Linked DNA regions of Mus musculus: all the other regions are linked to region 3. The links are chromatin loops, found by intact Hi-C in ENCODE. Cell type or tissue: heart. All regions are shown on one strand. Each heading gives the region's core, and the rest is flanking DNA. Links, peaks and the distances in the headings are about the cores only.

What was found. A loop is a pair of places that touch in the nucleus more often than their neighbours do. Peaks named below come from ENCODE experiments on the same cell type or tissue, not always from the same donor. Only the 100,000 strongest peaks of a DNase experiment are listed, where the experiment ranks them.
Region 1: a loop joins it to region 3, with 2.1 times the contacts of the local background. A loop is called at or near these places in 4 of 42 quality-filtered maps.
Region 2: a loop joins it to region 3, with 6 times the contacts of the local background. A loop is called at or near these places in 12 of 42 quality-filtered maps.

The regions. Positions count from the first base shown.
Region 1 is chr7:83,199,096-83,204,685 of GRCm38, reverse strand. No RefSeq gene overlaps it. Among named protein-coding and RNA genes, the nearest start is that of A530021J07Rik, 53 kb to the right of the region's middle. In heart, for the core only: a CTCF peak has its summit at 2,837; no DNase peak of the experiment used is centred there; H3K4me3 peaks cover 782 bases; H3K27ac peaks cover 941 bases.
Region 2 is chr7:83,487,765-83,493,354 of GRCm38, reverse strand. No RefSeq gene overlaps it. Among named protein-coding and RNA genes, the nearest start is that of Gm10610, 60 kb to the left of the region's middle. In heart, for the core only: a CTCF peak has its summit at 3,331 (motif pointing right); no DNase peak of the experiment used is centred there.
Region 3 is chr7:82,713,041-82,718,630 of GRCm38, reverse strand. All of the region lies in intron 15 of Efl1 (elongation factor like GTPase 1), which reads right to left. Among named protein-coding and RNA genes, the nearest start is that of 4933406J10Rik, 40 kb to the left of the region's middle. RefSeq lists an enhancer at 1,539-4,763. In heart, for the core only: a CTCF peak has its summit at 2,794 (motif pointing left); no DNase peak of the experiment used is centred there; H3K27ac peaks cover 1,113 bases.

The sequences.
Region 1 (5,590 bases), core at 1,889-4,388, 490 kb before region 3:
GGACAAAGCACTGAGCCTTGCTCCCTGATGCGCATAGGTTCCAAATGGCCTTTGCCTCGAGCATCGCAGCCTGCAGACAGAAGTGGGCATCCTACCAATGACCAGGGATAGCCTGTGATCGCATAAGCAGAAGCCTCTGGCTGGTGTGGGCAGCAGAAACCACAGTCCTCAAATTCCTTGGAGGGAAAGGTAAGGAGAAGACAGGTGTGGATGCTGCATTTGCCTCCCTCCCTGAATCTCTTCCCCAGCACCCACACTGGCCAGGGAAGACAAAGCTAACCCTGACCCTGTTCCTAGGCCAGCTCTTGTCTCTTCCTTGGATCTGCAGCAAGTAAGTCCTCTTGGAGTTCTGCTCCTATTTGGCTGAGGGAGCTACAGCTACGTGAGAGCTGAATTGATGAAAAGACATGAATGGGGGAGGTGCAGCCTTGCCTGGCAGAGAAACCCAGGCGAGCTCTTTGCAAACAGCCCCCGGGGGATCAGGTGTATTCATTAATCATGACCTTCTGTTCATTTCCCGTGGTCTCACTCTCAGGCATCCCATGGGCCTCAGTTTGGGTTTAAATCCAGGGCACTGTCCTCTTGTGCCCTTTTGTCCCTGAGCCCAGGATCTCATTTATCAAGCAAAGGAGCATAATACCACCTGCCATAGGGACTCATCTTGTAACACACCCCCCCCACACACACACACACACATACTGTTACTTCTCATTAACACCCTAGACCAGCTGAACTGGTCACACTTTTCAGTCCTCTGTCTCAGCTTCATTTACATGGAGTTTCCAGCCTACTCTCAGATGTCACAGCCTGAATGGGCATAGAACCAAGCCACCGACCTAGTACAGAGTGCCAAAATGAATGGCCTAGCCTAGACACCGACCAGGTGGGAAGACTTCCACTGGGTAGGAAAATGAGGCTGGCAGAAATGCTAAAATCCTAAGGCACGATGCATGTGCTAGAAGTGGTGATTCCCAGGGCTGTGGCTGTAGGGCTCCCTGCAAGGAGAAAGGCAATTCCACGTTAATTTGGGGGGCTTGCAACCAGGTGTGCTTTGCGTTCACTTGCTTCGGGCTTTTATGGTCTCCCTTCTGCTTGGTACCATTTCATTAGGAGCCAGTGAGATGTATCTCAGCGTGGTGCAGAGAAACATCTCAGTGGAGCGCAGCTTGCCAGCATTTCTCCTTCCCTGGCGAGATTCAGGATCCCTAACAGTGGGTTTCTGATGCCTTGGAGGTGCCAATCTGTTTCCTGGATCTGCATGGACAACCTCAGTCCTCTCCTTGGTGAATTCTCTGATGTCTGGGCCGAGACTTTGCCCTTTTCATGACCATGGGAATAAGTTATCAACAGAGAAACAAGGAGCACCATCCTCCCAGTGAGGGACTATGGGTGCTCACTCTAGGGCTCCCTGGCCCTCCCGGTCTTTTGAGGCCAATAATTTTTCTTCCCACCCCATTTCAATCTCCTGATAGAAGACATTCTTTGTCATGGATAACTAGATGAACACAGAGCTCAAATGAACCACTAGCTGGGGGCTTTACAAGAGCATCCTTGGATGAAGCAGCCTTTGCAAGGCTTTCCAAGAGGGACTCACTTAGAGTGGCTTGTAAGGCATACATGCAAAACTAGGAGAGAGGCTGAATTTCACTTCTAAAAGGTCCCTCTTTTCCTGTTTCCTCCTTTAAACTATAAAGAGCTAGCCAGACAGATTTCCTTTGTCAAAGGAAGGCAGGCATTGTCTAGTCACAGAACTGCACCTAGATCTCTATTCACTCGGTAAACAGTCAGACTGATTTTTTGGGCATTTGGGATAAGAACTCAGTGTGAGTGTGGTATTATCTATATTGAAAAGAAACACTCTCCACTCCTTTGTATTTGTGTGACTGTCCAATTAAAAAGCACCCTCCAAGGCCAGGCAGATCATAACGAGCAGATGCAAGTGTTCAAATCCACATAACCCATGGAACTTGGGCACTGGCTCCTCAAATAACTGTGTGGTTTGGAACCATTTTGTTTTTCCAGTGTTGAACAATAAGCTGATTAATTCCCATTTTTCAAAGTCAGTTTCAAGCAGTAGTTTTTTTCTTCTTCTTCTTCTCCTCCTTTTTAACATCTACAGAAAACCTGGAAGGGAATACAAATTTCTTCCTGGAAAACACATCTCCCTTCCTGCCCTCCCTGCACCCTCTGATAAATAACATGAGCATGCAGTGATTTGCCAACAGCAGCTCCAGGCATGAAGCACAACATCTGCTAGCGAGACGCTGGAGAGACAGTGGAAGGCATGCTGGCTGCCTGCCCACCTTCAGACTCCAGATTTTTGCTGACAAGGCTGTCAATAAATGGGCAGATGGCATGGACTCTGCTGGCGGGAGAGTTCAGTTAACCTGACTCCAGACATTATCTCCAGTTCATGGTGCACTGGGCTGAGCCCTTCACTCGACCATTAAAGCTGTTCCTTGATGGAGCACAGAGAGCAAGACATAAGACTGGGAAGGAGGAGGCAAGCGCTCGCTTCCTTTAATTACATTAACTGAGTCTCTCCTGCAGTTGGCAGGCAGAGTGAGTGAGATTATTTAGCCCCTGTGACCACGGAAGTGGAGCGGGAGCATCCACACTGTATTTCATGCTGTTTAAACATGGGCATCCCATCCTCGGGAGCAGAGTACCTCCCTGGGGATAGAGTTTGGCATAAAATAAACACCCAGTAGGATGGATCTGGGGTCCTCCCTTGCAAGCAGGCAAGCTCTTGCATTGTCTTACAAGGACTGTCTGCAAACAAGCTGCAGCCAGTGTTCTTTACCCAGAAACAGCTCTGCTAACTGCAGAAACGTCCTCTAGTGGCGACTTGGGTAAAACACCCTCTGCCATCTGAGCATGCTTCAAACTTGTGGCAAGGGCAGTTTAATCTAAACTCATCAGACTAAGGAGCTGAGCACTGTGCTCTGAAGTCAGTTATTTAAGCAATCGGCCCTTTTTTCCATCTCTGCAGAAATCAGCTGCTGGAAGTAATACATGCATCAATGCTACACACCCGCATGGTATTGCAGAATTACAAAGTGACTTTGCATACTTTAACAGTGGTTTTTGACTGGGAGTGACTTTGCCCCCCCCCACCCCCCAACCCTATCCCTGGCCGGGGACAATGCCTGGAAACATACTAATGTCTCTAGGACAGAGAGCAGCAATGCTGCGGAGTGTCTCCACTGCACAGGCTTCACATTCACCCACAACAAAGAGCTCTTCCGACCAGAGTGTCAGCAGTGCCAGGGTTGAGAATCCTGCATCAGGACAAAGGAAATGAGTGAACATTTCTCACATCCCTTGAAAAGAAGAGCAAAGAAGGAGCAGCTGGTGGGCATGCAGAGGGGAAGCTGGGGATTTGCTCTTCGTGTCCCAGGTAGACTCACAACAGTGTCATTATTCCAAATGCTATTCACTAGTCAGGAAACAAGCAGCTCCCCAAGTTCTTACAGCTGTACTTCCATCAGATCTGAACAATGAAACATCGCATCCACGAAAGCCATTTTAGTCTAATTCATGTTTATTAAATGAGAATACCCACCTGGCGCCAAACTGGGACTGCAGAGGCTTCAGTGGAAGAGTGTTTTAAAACTGGTGCCTGGGTATTGTGGCTCATGCCTGTAATCCCGGCACTCAGAAGGCTAAGGCAAGAGAAGTGCCATGAGTTCCAGGTCAGTCTGGAGTACAGAATGATACTCTCTCACACAAGAAACACACACACACAGACATGCACACACACACTTATGCACAGGTACATGTTCACATATGCACAGGCACACATGCACGTGCACACACACATGTGAATGAAATCAAAAGATTAAATAAACCTAGCAATTAAAGTCTGGGACAGAAATCAGACTGGAGGGGTTGAGGGGGAATTAAGCTGAGCACAGAATATATGAGGGTAGGGGCTTAGGATTTAACAGATATGATCACATTTTCATTTGTCGTCTGTGGTTTGAGCAGCTTTGCATGTAACCACTAGTCTTAAAGGTATAGCACTCCTTTAAAGATATCGGTGAAGCTAAACACTGGCCTCTTTCTTGTTAGTTTTGTAGAACTGTGTATCCCTGCCCCCTGCCCCAAGAAATCATATGTTAAAGTGTAAGGCTGAATGCTGCCATCAGGATCAATGAGATATCCCAGTTTACACCTAATCATACTGAGTAGGTTGAGCCTCCAACCCCATGAGGCTGCTGTTTTTATCTAGAGAAGAAACTTAAACCCAGATTTCCACCCAAACAGATGTCAAGGCAAAGGTCAGAGTTTTGCCAACAAGGTCTTTGAATCCAGGAGACATGCACAAAGCAGATTACTTCTTGCACCCCTCTGAAGGCATCTACTTCCAGAACCGAGAGCCTAAATTCTGTCGAGGAAGTCATCTGGGATTTGTTTTGGGCTGTGATGACAGAGTTCTAGTTAACCAGTAAAGATGAGGTGAACACTAGAACAAGGCAGGGGCAGACAAATGATCCTTACTAGAGTTTTCTTTCCCAACTGATGCCTGCAAACTACTACTTCTTCAGAGCAGGCAACTCAGAGGATCCACCTTGGGCTCAAAGGCCGGCATCCCTCCATCTAACAGGAAGCAGGAGCGAGGTAAGTGATTAATTAATTAAGAACATACATTTCATTATGCCCCTGAGCCCACCTTTCAGGAATTCCTGATGTATAGCTGGGAGACACTCTCCTTTCTAAACCAGCATGAGAGGTGGGTAATGAGGGTGATACTTCTACTATTTTGGGGAAACCTGGTATTTCCAAGACTATCGCACAAATAGGGGGATCTACAGCCATAGTCACACATCTATGCATACTAGCAGTATCCTGGACTTTTAAAACAAGTCAACTAAATAATATATAGGGACCCATTCCAGGACAAAATCTGGGAGGGGTCTCAGGCTGAGACACATACAGGAGTGAGACCCAAGGCCAGAAGGAACATCTTACTGCAGGGACAAATCTACCTGAGATGGGAGACCAAGTTTTGGGATCCCTGTGAGAAACCATAGTTATGCTATGCAGACCTTAAACCTAGCATGCAAGGCAGTCAGATTTCCATTGCAGGAAACAATTACACTAACAGATAATCCTCTCCCGCTAAGCAGTGAGTGTTATTATTATAATGCATGTTTTACAATGCAAGAAAAATCAGCCTTACATTAGATTTACTGGATATTAGGAGTCAGCCAAGAAGTGGTAGGTTTTAGGGCATTCAATACTTTTCTGTTTGCTGTGACTAAATATGTAGCCGGAAGCAACATTAGGGAAAAGAGGCTTGTTTTATCTCATCGCTTGTGAGTATAGTTCACAGGGTAGGAAGTGCTGGCTACAGGAACGTGAGGAGACTGGCCATGTTTTTTTTTTCTGCAACCAGGAAGCACAGAATAGACGGAAAATAGGATGGGGCTATAAAACCAAAAGACCCACCCTGACAGTGACATGTACCCTCCAGCAGGATTGCACCTCCTAAAGGTTCCATAGATTTCCAAAATGGTGTCACCAACTAGGGACCAAGTATTCAAACACATGAGCCTGTGTGAGACATTTCACTTTTAAACTACAG
Region 2 (5,590 bases), core at 1,889-4,388, 770 kb before region 3:
ACATATATAAAGAACTCAAGAAGGTGGACTTCAGAAAATCAAATAACCCCCTTAAAAAATGGGGCTCAGAACTGAACAAAGAATTCTCACCTGAGGAATACCGAATGGCAGAGAAGCACCTGAAAAAATGTTCAACATCCTTAATCATCAGGGAAATGCAAATCAAAACAACCCTGAAATTCCACCTCACACCAGTCAGAATGTCTAAGATCAAAAATTCAGGTGACAGCAGATGCTGGCGAGGATGTGGAGAAAGAGGAACACTCCTCCATTGTTGGTGGGATTGCAGGCTTGTACAACCACTCTGGAAATCCGTCTGGCGGTTCCTCAGAATGGAATAATATTAATGCAACCGCAAGACAAAGTAAACAGCCGAAATGCAGAGATTGGTTAATGAATAAATAAATGGACTAAATCCACGAGGGACATAATGAATCTTGGTTACTTTAGTAAAAGCAAAACAAAATAAACGACAACAACAAAGTTCCAGTCTATAAAAGAGACATCTAAGACATAGTAGGTTTTGAAAGGTTGAAATTCAAGGACGGAAAACAAACTTGCAAGTAAATGCTAAATAAAGCCAAACTGAGGAAATTATATTAAGTCAAACAAAATAGACTACAAAATAAAACAAAAACCCTAATTAGACCCTGGGAATAAAAATTAAAATGGTAGTAATAGGCTGTCGACTCCATTTCACATGGAGTGTATAGAGACCACAGAACCCACCTTGCTCCACTGTCCTAGTCAGAAGCCTTGCCAGCTTTGAAGTGACACAGAGCAAGTCCTAAGGAGGCCTGAGGAGGCAGCTTCCTCTCTAAAAGACTTTTCTGAGACCAAATACATACAGAATAAACAAAGAGATGGCGGCAGCTGACAGGCTGGATTGAGACCCTCTGGCGTTGAATTCCCCAGCTTCTCCGAACACCCATTTCTCAGTCTAGAGAAGGAAAAGAATGACTCTCTCTTTGTGTTAGTTCATTATGTATAATTATAACCCTGCATCGCTTCATAAAGGAGAACATTTATTTATTTAGCTCATAGTAGTTATGAAAAGCAAGGACCTTTTTTTTTTTTTTTTTTTGGCTAGAGGCAAGCACAGTATGTTTCGTGACAAGAAAGAAAGCATAGCATCCCTATCCTCTTTCTCTCCATCTTATAAAGCTACTAGTTTTTGATCATGAGGCTCCACCCTAATGACCTCACTTAATTGTAATTCCTTCCTAAAGGCCTCCTTTCTAAGCGCCTTAGTTAGATAAATTTTCACCCTCTTAACACTTTACATTGGGGATTAGATTCCAGCACATGAGGCCTTGGGGAGATATAATCAAGCCATATCAAAGCCATAAGACTCTCTCAGAGATTTCCCCAATGTCCTGTGTCATCAGGAGGCACAGGGCAGAGGAAGTGAGGTCAGATAGGCCTGGCTGGAATCTCTAGGCTTCCATGTGTTAACGATGTGGCCTGGCTGTCTCTCTCTCACATATCTGAGCAGTAATTTTGTGCCTTGTAAAGTCAGGGTGAATGCCACGACCTCAGAGGTAAGTGGTGAGACTTGAGATAGCCTTGATTCTATCACAGTAAAAAGATGAAAGGGAGCCGGGGTTGTTAGGTGTGACTGTGGGCTGGAAACAGTCCTACAGTAATCAAGCACAGGGTTAGAAATAGTACATCAAAGACAGCAATTGCTATTATGACCATTTGGTGGCTAAGATTATGTCAACTTGATGCGATTTAGAGGCATCTGAAAGAAGAGAACATAGAATGCAAAAATGCCTCTGTAAGATCTGGCTGTAAGGCATTTTCTTAGTGATTATCTCAGACCATGGTGGATGGTGCCATCCTTACACTGTGGTCCTAGGTTCTATAAGAAAGTAGGGTGAGCAAGCCAATAACTAGCACTCCTCAATGGCCTCTGGATCAATTCCCATCTCTAGGGTCCCGCCCTGTTTGACTTCCTGTCCTGACTTCCTTAAGAGATGGACTAAGATGTGGACATGTAAGCCAAATAAATCAAACAAAGCTGCTTCTCTCCAAGCTGCTTTTGGTCACTGTGTTTCATCATAGCAATAGTGACCCTAACCAGAACAGATCACTAGCCTTGCCTCCTAGGGAAAGCAAGGAGGACACTACTTGCAGGTCTACTAATTCTAAGTTCACTGAATCTCAACCTTCCAGTTTCCTAAATTTATTCAGTCCTTTCTAATGACAAAAATCAGGAGATTCTGAGACCCAGTTTGATTTGGGTCCCAAAGAGAAATGCCAGGAGAGAATTGCCACTCCCCCCATGCCGGAGGAGCTGAGGGAGTTGCACCTCAGAAGAGGAAGAGGAGCAGGAGCTAATTGAGGATGCTCTTCCGGAAGGCTTTGCGGTTTTCAGGCACCATCATGGCCGCCGCAGCAGCCAAGCAAGAGCTGCTTAAGGGACCACAGCCCAATAGGTACCCACAGTTTCCATCTGAAGAAGACAAGAAGAAAGAAGACCTTCCAATTGATAGCTCTTAGATGTAAGAACGTACAAATGAAAAAGACAAAAGGAATTACGTAAGATGACAGAATCTAAAGAACGCTTGTTCGTGGGACACTGAGATGACTGACTCGGTGGGTGAAGGAGCTTGCTGCCAAGCCCGAGGACTTGCCTTTGGTCCCTAGGACCCTCATAGTGTAGGGAGAGAACTGATTGCTGTAAGTTATCCCCTGACCTCCACACCTGAGCTCATGTCACACACATATGCACACGCACACGCGCGCGCGCGCACACACACACACACTAAACAAATTAATTTTAAAAGGACATTTTTATAAACAAAATATTTTAAGACATACATACATGTATATATATTTTTAAAAAGTTGCTCATGACTTCTGTAGAACTGGGAAATATTTAAACATGAACTGCAAATAAAGAACAAATCAATGATCTACTAACAGGTTTTCTCAAAATGTTTATCAAAAATAAAACATTTAAATATCAGAATATATTGTGTGAAAAAAATCTATTTTCAATTTAAAGAAATAAGACAATGAAAATGAAAACCATGCTAATGGGTTAGCTCTGGGCCTTTTCTAGTGTTTTGCTCTCAGCAAATGTAGTTTCCCCAGAACCCTATTCAATAATTATGACCAGAGAGGCCACATATGACCAGACAGAACCTAAGATTTCTGCTTGGCCCCTAAATATATCATGCAGTGTAACCCTTTGGGACAGTCACCTTTTCTACCTGGCCTCAGTTTCCACAATTGTGTCACAAGGGAAAGGTTAGACAAGCCCCTCCAATCTGTGAAGTTGAGAGGCCTGAGGTTTGGGGGTGAGTTGTCATAACCCCCCACTAGGGGACAGTATTTACATAGTCCAGTGTCACTGCCAGTGTGCAGAAATCAGTGTGTATTGTTACCTCTGGTCTCTCTTCATCCCTGCTAGAGGACAATAGGCATTATCAGCCCCTATCCCAGCACAACATGCCAGGCTGTCTCCACCAACCCATAGCTCACTAAGTCTCAAGATCCAGGTCCAGGGGCATTGCTGATGCCATTCGAGGCTTCTCCAGAGGTCTCATGCCACTGTGGACTGGGAAATAACAAAGCTCTTTGACTACAGTTTAATGTCTCCAAGGCAAAATAAAGTGATTTCTTCTTTGTCACCTACAATTATTATTTTTTTTTCCTTTCTGTGGACAAAGATGTCTGAATCACTTTACCCTTTGAGCTTGGTGATTGCTCTCATTGATAGAGGACTCCTAGATGCTGAATGTAAGCAGTTTAACCATAAGAAACCACCATAGGTCACTATTGCCAGGGAGAGTTCTAGTTCCCTGGGCACACCAAAGATCAAGTTCAGCCCATTTCCAGGGTCTTGAGTCTGTGAAGATGTGAAGTACTCATGGTTAATGGGAAATCCAAATAGCTTTGAGATCACATTCACTATGCTTGCCTCCACCCAGAATTTTATGTTCTCCAACCAATAATAACTCCCAAATTCTGAGACTGTAGAACACCCTTGGTAGGGCTGCTGAAGGCTGTAGAGTCCTTGTGGACAAGGACATTGAATATATATTGTACCCCCAACATCAGGACAAGTTGGTATGGTGTGTGCACACCCAGGAAACAGGTTTCTGTCCTCAGGGTATTTAAGGAAGATTAGAAATCCAGAACAGAAACATAGTCACTTCTTGATTTATGGAAGATTGGTTAAACAACTTCTGTACACACCAAAGTTTGTGCATACCTGAGTCCCTTTGTTAAATGGAAGAGAATTTATAGGGAACTTATGTAAATCCCCCACATACTTCCAATCATCTCCAGATGACCTATAATACACAATGCAGCTTAGGTTCCATGCAAACAGTTGTGCTGTATTATTTAGGGGCTGATGACAAACACGTCTTTGTTAACAAGTTTGATTGCATGTATATGTTCCAAGTATTTCCAATTTGTGATTGGTTGAATCCTTAGGTACAGAAGCTGAGCATATGCAAGGCAGATATATTGTTAAACAACAACAGAGAATTTGGGGACTTAGGGAGAATAAACCAAGGGCTGTAAGAAGGTACAATTGATGACTGAGGTGACATCCCACGACTCTCTTTGACCTGAGTGGCCCGGAAGTGGGGAGATAATTTTGACAAACCGAATGCAAGACAATGAGAGGTGATAGGCTCAGATGAACTCCACAGATGGGGGCAGGACAAGCAGTGTATATTTGGACAAAGGCAGAAACAGGGTGGCAATGAGGGATAGAAAGACATTCCCAACCCATGCCAGCAGTGTGGGGACAACCCTCAGGCTTCACTCAGCTCATTGTTGCCGTGGGGTTCCAGTGTTAGAAATACCATGACTGGTGGGCATTCTTCTGTAGCATTTATGTATATGTAAATAATCTGCATGCCCTAGCTTTTTTCCCCAGGCAAATCAGCACTATGCAACTTATTGCAAGATATCTACATCTGTGATCACACTTCCCCACTTCAATGACTTTCCTTGGGAAAAGTCTGCACAGGCCATCACAGAATTGTTGACACTTGTTAAAAACTAGAAATATGTGCAACTAGTGAGATGGCTGAGTCAGCAGAGTGTCTGTGGTAAAAACATGAGAGCCTGAGTTCAGCATCCATATATTAGGTGGGTGTGGTCAAGCACGTGTGTAACACTAGTGCTGAGGAGGGTAGGAGCAGGTACCCAGGATCCCCAGAGCTATCTGGCTAGCCAGTCTAGTCAATTGTTGATCTCTTGGTTTAGTAAGAGTCCCTGCCTCCAAAGATAAGATGAAAAATGACAGAGGAAGACACCAGTGTCAACCTCTGCTCTCCACATGAATATGCACACACATGTATGTATATCTGTATCTGTATACTATATACATACACCACACACCCACACACACAAACTCAGACACTCATGCATTCATACAATTAAAAACAGTCTGTGTATTTCAGAAAGGAATTCAACTAGTCATCTGTGGGAACCATGTAATATGACAGCAAGAATCATCATGTAGCCAGAAGTTTCACTCATGTTGTACAAAAAAAAAAGTGATGTTCACTGCACCAGGCAACTTGTGAATGGCAATAAAAGTTGTCTACATGTATGTGTG
Region 3 (5,590 bases), core at 1,551-4,050:
CAACTTCAGCAACTCTTCGCACTCCTCTCAAACTATTATCTAGTTTGTCCTCTCCCATATAATTCAAGGTCTTCTCTTTCTAGCTCTGGGACACACTGTTGGTACCTCACAGCTCGTGGCCACAGCAGCCAAGCCAGGGTGTCCCCAGCCTTCCTCTGCTTGGCACTTAGAAGCTGAATGGCCCGAGAGTAGACCTTCAACTAGGGGTCCAGCATGCTCAAGTGAGGTTGCTAGGGAAGCAAACAAGCTAAACGGATTCTTTTCTATGTGTCGGCTCAGTCAGGAGCACTGGGCAGACTGGATCCTCAGGCCAAGCTCAGTCCAGATCCCTTCCCTGCAAGGTTCCTATACAGTTCATATAGGAGAACAAACTTCAATCTTTCAAAGCCAAAGTACTTCTTAAGACCCATTCCGTAAGTTCTTGATCAGTACCTTTTGGCATAGAGACAAAAAGAATTAAGTGTCAGTCTCTAAGAATTTATGAAGTCGACATTTTAAATTGAAACATGAAGGACAACATTTTAATATGGGCTTATATTTAAAGGATGGTTTGAAATACAAAAGAAAAATAACTATGAATACAAATAAAAATTGAAAATGCCTTCTAAAAACTAAGACAAAATGGGCTTGAGTCGTCAAAACTAAGTAAGAGGAAGATGGCTCAGTGGGTAAGGGGACATGTTGATCTTTTTAAAATCAAGGGCTGGGGAAGGGGGTTCAAATGCTCCGCTTCCTCTGCAAATTCCCACACCCTGATTTCAGAATCTAAAAATTAACACAGCACACTGAAGAAAATGGAAACCAAGATACACAAAATTATCACATACATGCAAAGAACAGTTATACAGATCTGCTACATGTCAAAATTTTAATTTGGCAATGATTCTGTGGGTCTTAGAATAATTTTTACATAATTTAGAATTCCACATCTGCAGCTTCACATTACTTCTGAATTTGCTACAATCACTTTCTACCTTTTGGATTTTTTTTTATATATATATAAGATTCCATGGCATTGGCTTGGATGGCCTACAGCTCACTATACAGACCAGGCTGGCCTCAAACATGCGGCAGTTCTCATGCCTGAGCCTCCTGTATGCTGGGACGACAGGTGTGAGCCACCATGCTTGGCTGCTTGTTTGCATTAAAAGACACTTTTATATTATGGAGTAAAGTTAACATACTTCATGCCAGTTATACTCCTGTTTAGAGTAAAGGTTGTATTTCCAGTCTGTCACCCCAAAACAAACCTGGAGATGCATCAAAAATATACACAAATGTGGCTTTAAAATACAGAACTCAAAGCTAGAAAACACAGTTTCTCTAAAGAGTAATTTTTGAAAGGACTGAGGAAGTCCAAGTTACACTACTTGCAAACAAAGATGTTTAAGGCTGGGAACAGTATTGGGATACCTTGTGCCTAGTCAAATTGTGTATGTGTACTTGTGCATGTGTACATGCATGTGTTCAGTGTATGTAAAACATACATGCAAGCAGTACATACAAACACACACCCAGCCTCACTACCCACATGAGCTTCAGCACTGCTTTCCTGGAGGTGGCTGATAAAGGATGGACATAATAGTGAAGTTTGTGGGGAAAGCAAACCTTTTTGTCCATTTCTTCTTTACAAATAATTAATGCATCATCAGTGAAGTTTATTGTGACGCTTAATGAAATGAAACAAAAGTTGTTCACTGTACACCCAAAACAGAATGCTAAATAAATGCTGGAGAGATGTGGTCAGAGATAGGGCTGAAGTACAATCGGAATATCAGTTAACAAAGGACATGTAAATAAGAAACTACATAAATCACTAGTGAAAAGTTAGTAGTTATTTTTGAAAAATTCAAGGCTTGTGGCTTTAAAATAAGAAACAATCATGCGATAAACCAACTAGAATTGTTGCCGCTGTGGAGACCTAAAAGGAGCCGTTCCTGTTTCCACCCTGGCCTAGCCCTAGGGAGCAGCGTTTACTTTTGATTTTCAAGGCATATCTGATTTCTTCCAGCCATTACAGAGGCAAAGAATGAAGTGGATTTAGATGCAGCAGTGGAGGAGAACAACTTTGACTTCATCTCTGCACTTGAATCAACAGACCCAAATCCTCTGAAATGCGGTCACCAGTGCAATTATGTGCTGGCCTCCTGCACACTAACAGACAGTCATCTGGAAAGCATAAAACAAACCCAGCGACACTGTGCTCCCAATTGCACAGGAGACCGGGAATTAGCAATGTGTTACATTCTACCCCCTGAGCAGCACACAGTTTTACAAAGCCCTTTCCTACCAGAAACAACTGAGGGAGTCATAATTCATTTCCCTCAATGAAGAGGAAACCAAAGGGAAAGAGAACAGACCACTAAAACCATTCCTTCAAGAGAGGGGCGGAGGGATGGCACCAAAGAGATTTAAGTGGCTGCTTTGAAATCATTCTTCAGATTGAGACAGCAAGCTACTCTAGTCTCAGCTTTTCTAAATGACACAGTTGTTTTTTTCCCCCTCTTTTAAAGATTTAATTTTATTTTTTGACTGTCATCCATGCCTCTAGTAATAAAATGTTTGTTTTCCATGTACGGCTGTGGGTTAGGTGAGGGAACTGTTTATAGAAATGACACTGAGGAATTCTGGAGTGTCTGGTAAAACCCGACTCTATCAGCACTCGATGCCATTCATCATAGCACAGCACACTTGCAAACAGGGACCACGTTTCCTCTGGTGAGTACCTGCATAGTACATACTCCTGCCAACCAAGTTCTTTGTTCTTTTCTGGTTTGATGAAAATTTGGAGAAGGCTGCCCCCTTGTGTTCTTTTTGGTGCAGCTGCACCTTACCAGCCAGGTCTGGAAGCATAGACCTTTTTTTTTTTTTTTTTTTTTTTTTGGTCCTAGTCAGAGCCACTGTAATGCGACCACTGCTGGGGGGGTTTTGGAGAAGAATCAGGAATTCTGACTGGGACAGCTGTTTTGGATTTCTCTGGAGGCTGAGCCACAAACGACTAGTTTTTATGTACCTAATCAGGGTAAGGACTGCCTTCTTAAAGCTCCAGATACAGCCGTTCTTGTCTGTCAAATGTCTGTCTGTGTGACACTGACCTGAAAGAGTCCACGCATACAGGGTACACTGCACAGAAGGTACTAAAACCACAGAGCAACCAAATAATAGGACAGCCCATCTAGGAGCGCAGGAAAAGGTGGGAGGCTTCGAGAGAACCCCGACTAATTCAGGCAGAGTTCAAAGTACAGCTGTTCTGAATCAAGACCCCTTCCCCTCACAGTTAGCCTGCTGAAGGCCCCCAGCTGGGATAAGCTGCAGTGTTTCTCTTAGCAGTTCCTCTATCAGCTGCTGAGGTGGGACCTACAAATAATTTGGAAGACTAAACACACAGAGTGAAGAATCCACTCTAGGGAGCAGTGTAGACCCACACAGTATGGTGAGCATAACATGAATGTATGTGAGCAGATGACTAGGTTAGAAAAGTTGTGGGACCGTGAAAGGCAGCCTGTTTTTTGGGCTAGGTTCAAACTCCGGAGACCCAACAGATTAATCTTTGAGGGATGGAAGCCCATTTGCCATGCTCCCAGGCAAAGGCTCCTGACATAGGCTGTCCAGGCTCTACCCTCACAGTTACCTGACAAGAGCCAGGTATGCTCCTTCCCACAGTTACTCTGCAACAGCAAAGTAGCCTAGCCCACTATAAAAGGCCCCTCCTCCCTCTACTGCTTCTCTTGTTTCTTTTCTCTCACCTCTTGCCCTCCTTCTCCTCCCCGCTTCTCCCCTCTCTCCACGTGGCCATGGCCACTCTCTGCCTCTTTACTCTTCTCTCTCTCTCTCTCTCTCTCTCTCTCTCTCTCTCTGCTTTTCTACTGAAGCCGCCCACAGAACTAGCAGCCTGAGCTAACCAGACTCTTGCCTTCTCCCCCTACCCCTTTTCCTTTCAGCCCCAGGGCAGACTGAGGCTCTGGGCTCCCACCTGTTCTTAGCTTTTCAGCAGCGTCCAGTGACCTCCTGCAATGCCCAAGAGCTAGAACCTGTTGTCCCTGGGCTCCACAAGGCCCAGGGACCCCAGACTGCTCCGTGGCTTCCCATAGCAAGACGCCTACCCGTGTGCATGGAGAGCCCTGTGTCCGTCCACCCACTCAGAGCCCCGGACATCTGTTGGGATGAGGGTCATCTCTCCCATCTCCTTCATTTCCCCACGACTGGTGTCCAACAGTAAGTCACAAATGCTTGTGTTTTCAGAATTTAACTTGAAAAAGAGGATTTAAAAATATTTTTTTAAGTGACTAAATGCCAAGAATGATCTAAGACTGAGGAGATGTCAGCAGGTATATACAAACCTATGGATCTGAGTTTAAAACCTCAGAATCCACATAAAAGCTGGTCATGGTGGCACATGCACCCGTAACTAGCACTGTGTGGGCTGGGGACAGGAGGCTTGCTGGCTACCAGTCCAAGCCCAGGTTCAGTGAGAGACTCAGCGTCAGGCATAAATAAGGAGAGAGAAAGAAAGAACAGGAGACACTATAGCCTCTGGTCTGTGTATATGTGCACTGGATCACCAATCCACATGTGTGCATACATCCCCCTCGCCCCCTACAAAAGATGGTTTATATCCTACCTCCTCCAAGTCTCTCCATGTAGAATCTCAAGTCTATAGAAAGGTAGGGATTAGGGAGAGGCTCTGTCAATACAGGAAAAGGGCTCACACAAATGCCAGAGTCTGAAAAAAATGCAACTACATTAAAGGCCACCAGGTGCTTAAGAATGAATTCATGCCACTAACACAGCAGGTGGTCTCTCTAGAAGTTAAAAATAAGGGGCCCTCGGCTCAGGAATAACCAGCAGTAAGACAGGGAAGAGACCACATCTCAGGGATGCTCCTTGAAGGGAGTTTAGGCTGCTGCCGGGTGGCTCGGGTTCAGAGAGCTGGCCCAGAAGCCACGAGAAAGGTCTTACATAAAGTGGGAAAGGCTTCTTCCCCAAGACTGACACCAGGGCCATGCTGCCTGTTTAAAATTACTGTCCTGGTAATAATGAAGTTAGGAGGCCAGAACAACGCAAGCAGGGCTCAAGCTGCACACCGGTGTTCACTAGAAATGCTTCAATATTGTAAAGACTCTGAATCTTACCAAACCAATGATAACTTCACTCATAAAAATTATTATCTAGTATATATGCACATCTACACATAATGTGCTTATGCATATATAAAAGTCTAAGGGGTCTCACTAAGCTGAGAGCACACGCAGTAATCACTTACAGAGACCTGGCCTCTCTAGATTCTTATATATACTGAGCTTCATAGAAGAATGTGATCCTGAGTCTGTTCTGCAAACCAAACAAAATGTCTTAACATAGACAGATATGAACTAGAAAAGACAAAAAGGGTTTCAAGCTCACTCATATGCAAGGATGAATGTAGGAGTGTAGACCCAAAACAACAACCAGCTGAGACAAGCCAGATTCAAAAGTAACTTCATGGGGCTACCAAGATGGTTAGATGGTTAACAGCACTACCTGCCCTTCTAGAGCTTGGCCCAGCCCCCACCATGGCAGCTCACAACTGCCTGTTTACTCCAGCTCTAGG